Regions from separate parts of the Mus musculus genome. Here region 1 is linked to region 2. The links are chromatin loops, found by intact Hi-C in ENCODE. Cell type or tissue: left cerebral cortex. All regions are shown on one strand. Links, peaks and the distances in the headings refer to the core of each region. The heading gives the core; the rest is flanking DNA.

Region 1 (2,930 bases), core at 226-2,725, 1.3 Mb before region 2:
TTGCCCATTGGACTTTCCCTTTGTGCACTCTTTCCTTGGAGTTTTTACTTACTTCTAACACAGCTTAGTCTTTTTTCCCTTCTATATTAGTTGTACATTTCAGCTTTAGATTTTAATTCATTATGATCCTATTAACACCTTCAGCTGGTCTATCCATTGTCTTCAACCTCCTTCCTAGAGGCTCCCAGATTGTAATACATAACAGCACACAACAGCTACCCGATGAATGTTTATTTTGCTATACATGAGCACCCACCATCTAAATTCTACATCGATATGATAAATGATCACTGAATGCTGGCCATAGTCTCAAGCAGGATCAGTTCTGACTAATGCTTACCAACCTTTATTAGGTGTGGGTCTTCCTATTTTTACCGTTAAATCTAGTGCAAGAGACACACATTGGTTTTATCTTTTGAGACAATCCTGATGAAACATCATTTTTGCTAAAGTTATTGAGACAGACTCTAAGGTCCCACAGTGCTTAGTAAGAGACAATGGAGTGGTTGCCTAGCAATGGCTGTTGCAGCTCTGAGAAGAAGGAAGAGAGACAAAAGTGTGGTGATCTTACTAATCCTAGTCTATGAGATAAACACTTGTAGTATGAATATTAATCAAAGCCAAAATTTTGCTTCCTGGCTTACAGCTTACACTTTCATTTTAACTAACATCTATAGTTGTTTATAATTCCTAATATTTTGCTTCAGCAAATTCCTTATTCTTCAAGCAAATCTTACAAGTTTTATGCTATGATTATTTCCATAATTTCCTAACCTAGAAACATAAAACATCACCCCACTGCTCCCCTTTATCTTCTCTAATTTCCATTCCCTGCAAAAAAATAAAACAAAACAAAACAAAAAAAAAAAAAACAAAGGCCTTCCTAGAACATCTTAATCCACAACACAGGCACCTGGTGTTCTGGAAATCAAATTGTCTCAACTCTTCATTTATCATTTAAACACACAATTCTTTCAGCTATATCTCAGGATATTTTGACTGAACTACTGAGTGCCCCTTGTGGTATTGGTTCCCTTTATTCTTTGTGGTATCTTCTGTTACATTTTAAGGGAGTCCTTTTGCCTATCATATAAGCAACCTGCTTCTGTTTGGCTGTTTTTTTGGGGGGGGGGTTGTAGGACTCTTTGCTTAATACATTATCTTTCTTATAGCAGGAACTCATAAGAGGTTTTATTTAGTTATTACGTAGTCCAGCATATGTTTTATTTATATCATTGTATTTAGTCTGTGTAAAACCCACAAGGTTTAAATATCTAATATCAAAATATACCAATACTATGAAGTTTAAAAGGAATGAATAAGAAACAAAATGTTTGTCCAAAGCAAGCAATGTTGATAGTAGCTGCTGGACATTTGGTGCAAATGAACAGAGGAGATGCTAAAGGTCTCACTGGAGAATGCACTGAAATGTCTTTTTCCTTAGATATTCAAACTCTGTTAGTCAGAAGACTAACTTGGGAGTGGTCATATACCTCTGTCTCTTCTTAGATAACTGCAAAGTGTTCATGAAGAGACCCAAAATTTCTAGAATACCTTCTAGAATCTATACAACATGAAATATGCAAGACCGCCAAAGGTCTGTGTGTGTGTGTGTGTCTGCCAGATGCCCTGAAATACTTTGTAAGGTGTAATTTGACTGCAGCCATCATGGATGTCCACTTGGGGGCACCAAAATGATGCCTCTGTTTTCTTTATTTCTCATAGCAAGATTATTTTACAATGATTCTGTATGCAATTATTTTAGTATGAGGACAAGTTGGTAATGGTTTATATTTATCATTTATTCAAGCAGCTTGATTTTTAATGCCTGTTATCTCTCTATTAATGAACTAGAAACCAGTTGCTTCCAAGAGTGGGTAATGTCCTCCTGATGGGTAGAACATTGGGCCAGGAAACAGCCAATACAAGAGCCAGAATAGAATCAGAGTTTCAGGGACCTCAGAGGTTAAAACCTGACCTCCTGCTAATTCACAAATACCCTCTGCAATGCCCCTGGCAAGTAATCATCCCCTTCCAGGTCTGGAGGACTGCTGGGTAATTGAGTGATTAAGCAAACTGCTTAGAAATACATTACAGAATCATAGGATAACTGTGTAGAAAAGGACCTTAGCGATGAACAAGCCAACCCTTGACTCCAAGAATTGGGCTAGCAAGGTCAAGTGGTTCACTCATGTCTGAAAGTTAGCAGAGCAGCTAAAACTACACTTTTGAGTGCCTGAGTCAGACAATTATGCCAGCATAGTTAGTGCTCCTCTGTTTGTTAAACTGTGGTGACAACCGTGAATAGAAAATGAGGAGAAGCCATTGCACAATGAGGATGCTGGACAAAATATTCTGATTATAGAGTTGTGGCATGTCCTGGAAGTGGAAGGGAAGGAGTCACAATTGGAAGTTCAGTTAGAAATTAATCAAATCAGGCAATGCAATTCAATCCAAATTGTGTCATGCCCAATAATAATAATATTTTCAGGACCACTTTCAGGAAGAATGGTGGCAGAAACCACCAGATTTGAACAAGAATTATTTATCTTCCCAGTGATCTTGTCTTGCTCCCAGGGTTAGAAGAATTCACTCGTTAATTCACACTATTCATTTGGGTTTCACTTTTTGGTTCATTTTGCCAGGCTTATCTGGTAGATACAAGTAACTTTAAAAATACATGTATCTCCCCGTTGAACTGCAGTACTTTCAGCTGTAGCTCCTTATTTGAACAGCTTGAGGACTAATTTGAATCGCACTTCTCTTGTGGGTGTTCCAAAAGCTTGTGCTATCTCAGGGAGTTGCCTTGTGGAGACATTAAAGATGTTTTTTAAATGAAGCACATCAAGATTCGCTAAATTACATATGGTTTGATCTAGGAAAGGACAATTGGAGACTTCATTAAAATAGATTTATTCCAACTTCATGTA
Region 2 (2,930 bases), core at 131-2,630:
CTAGGGGGGCTGTGATCCTGGCTGTCCTGGAACTTGCTATGTAAATGAAGCTGGCCTTAAACTCACAGAGATCCTCCTTCTACGTTCTGGGATTAGAGATGTGTGCCCCCATGTCCTGCTATGATGTCTGATTTAAGATGTTATGTTCTTGGGGCTGGAAAGACAGATCAGTGATAAAAAACAAAAAACAAAAACAAACAAAAAAAGAAAAAACACAAGTGCTTTCTAAAGACCTAAGTCTAGTTTCTAGCACCTATATCTTGAGGCTCCCTACAATCAAGTTCAGGGCATCTGACACCTTCTTATGGCATGTAAAGGAACTACAGAGAAGTGCTAATACTTACACAGACATGCACATACACATATAACTGTAGACTAAACTTTTTAAAGAAAAGAACGAGATAATCTTGATTCATTTATGGGTGTACAATATACCATCATCTTCATAAACAGAATAACCAGGCCGTGTATTGTGGAAACAGAAGACTTTGATGCCTCCCATTGTCAGCAAAGAGATCCTAGAGACTCTTCTGCATTCCCACACTCCACCCCTCCTAGTCTAGACTCTCTTGCCTTTGCTCACTCCTGAAAAGCCCTAGAAAAGGGCCTCATTCTGTTCAGAGAGGTGAGCAAAGGCCACCCCAGCCATGAGAGCCTGGAGCAGAAATATCTTGAGTTCAAGACCAGCCCTGATACAGCAAGCAACGGGGCTTCCTCCAAGAAGGAAAGCAGCATCTATGCTACTGTCACCCCTAGTCCTGGGCTGCAGAACTGCATCCGGGCCAGATGCCTGGATCAAAGGTCCTGACCCTTTCCGTTTCTGTTCGGAAGGACTGTGCTGCAAAACGCGCCTTGTCCCATCCCTCACACACTATAATTCCATTGAAAATTTTGGGTTTGTGTTTCCATCAAGTCCCCAATACCTTATAGACAAAATTATTTCTCTCCCTAGGGCTCATAAAAGTCATCAAAGAAACACAAGGCAAGAAGACATGAAAGCTTGGCTGGTCCTAGAGTTAGAAGACATTCTTTGTAATTTTCACAAATAACCATAATTCTTTAAGAGTTTTGAACCCTTTTCCCTACCGAATATGTCTAAAGTCCTAAACCTTAACAAACCTTTACAATTCCCTAGGACTGTATAAAGTGAAAGCTTATTAACGTATCAGAGAAGACCTGCATTCTACGTTAGCTTAGCGCCACCAAGTGGGCATCAGGGGAAAAGTCACTGTTGGGAGTGATTTTTTTGTTTTCGTTTTTTTAAAAAAAATCTTTACCTTGGCCCCCTATTAACTGCCTGGAAGCATATACTGAAAATGGAGTAAATTCAGAAAAATCTTGACTTTTAGTTTCACATTCCATATGGTAATAATAAAAGAAATTGGCTTACATTTTCTGCAAAATCTGATGAAGCAGATTGTCATTGTCAACAAATTCCATTAAAAATTGTTCTGTCTCCAACACTTGTCATAAAAACATGACTAGAAGTTTAGCAGGACCCAGGTTTCTGCTATCATGAATACTATGTATTTAAGTGCACCTTCGTTGGATATTTCTTGAGGTTATAAAATTATTATTTGTCCCAAAAGACTGACTGTCATGTTCCCTTTATGGATACACAAATGTATAATTATAAAGTACTGATAATGCCTGTGTTCTGAAATACAACATTCTCAGGACACGAAAAGTGACCCTCTTCTCTTTGCTCACAATGTAATGACATTAGGTTCTGGGAATCCTAAGTAAATAAGATGTTTTAGGTTATAGAAATGGGATCACAGAGCATGTCCCCTCTTGGTGCACCTTGAAAGACCGTGTGTGGTCTAAGCCTGTTTTTTCCTGGGCAACTAGAGAATCTTGAGGCTCATCTACATTGGATAATGTAGTTTTATGATATATTTATATCATATACATTTATCCCTGAAAAGGTATATAATATATGTATATATATTATAAATAGATAGATAGATAGATGATAGATAGATGGTAGATAGATAGATAGATAGATAGATAGATAGATGATTGATAGATAGATAGATAGATGATAGATAGATAGATAGATAGATGATTGATAGATAGATAGATAGATAGATAGATAGATAGATAGATAGATAGATACTCCCTATAAGGATCACTTATTTATTCTGTTACAGGTTGGTGTGTGGGTACTTCCAATGTGAGCAACTTTTGATAATGCTCTAAGAACCTCTTCTGACATGTGACATTATACTACTTAGCACAAACTTTTAAGTAGGTATAAAATGTAGAAAGCTGTCAAAGGACACATATTTTTAATTTTTCCAGCCTAGTGTTAGTAGTGTATAAATTCACATTTCCTAACAGAAATTTAAGAGCACCTGGGAGGCCATTTTCTGCCCAACATTTGTATTGCTTGGTTTCTTCTTCATTTCTTTTTGGTGGTATGCCATATTTATTTTGAAGTCTTTTTTTAAAATAAAATATGGAAATATTTTATTTAAAATTATTATATTAATTATTAATATGAATATTTATATTTTATAGATATAAAACGATTATATTTATTTGAGTAAAGTACTTTTGTGGCCTCTTATTTATTCTCTCTACTTTTTCCATTTTTTATTAGGTATTTAGCTCATTTACATTTCCAATGCTATACCAAAAGTCCCCCATACCCACCACCCCCCACTCCCCTACCCACCCACTCCCCCTTTTTGGCCCTGGCGTTCCCCTGTACTGGGGCATATAAAGTTTGCAAGTCCAATGGGCCTCTCTTTGCAGTGATGGCCGACTAGGCCATCTTTTGATACATATGCAGCTAGAGACAAGAGCTCCGGGGTACTGCTTAGTTCATATTGTTGTTCCACCTATAGGGTTGCAGTTCCCTTTAGTTCCTTGGGTGCTTTCTCTAGTTCCTCCATTGCGGGCCCTAGAAAAATTATTGCTATACT

Evidence for each region. Peaks named below come from ENCODE experiments on the same cell type or tissue, not always from the same donor. Only the 100,000 strongest peaks of a DNase experiment are listed, where the experiment ranks them.
Region 1: a loop joins it to region 2, with 10 times the contacts of the local background. A loop is called at or near these places in 19 of 42 quality-filtered maps.

The regions. Positions count from the first base shown.
Region 1 is chr4:7,852,300-7,855,229 of GRCm38, reverse strand. No RefSeq gene overlaps it. Among named protein-coding and RNA genes, the nearest start is that of Gm23860, 33 kb to the right of the region's middle. In left cerebral cortex, for the core only: a CTCF peak has its summit at 1,681 (motif pointing right); DNase peaks (open chromatin) are centred at 1,677 and 2,318; H3K27ac peaks cover 933 bases.
Region 2 is chr4:6,560,027-6,562,956 of GRCm38, reverse strand. No RefSeq gene overlaps it. Among named protein-coding and RNA genes, the nearest start is that of Gm22473, 73 kb to the left of the region's middle. In left cerebral cortex, for the core only: a CTCF peak has its summit at 1,216 (motif pointing left); DNase peaks (open chromatin) are centred at 697 and 1,181; H3K4me3 peaks cover 243 bases.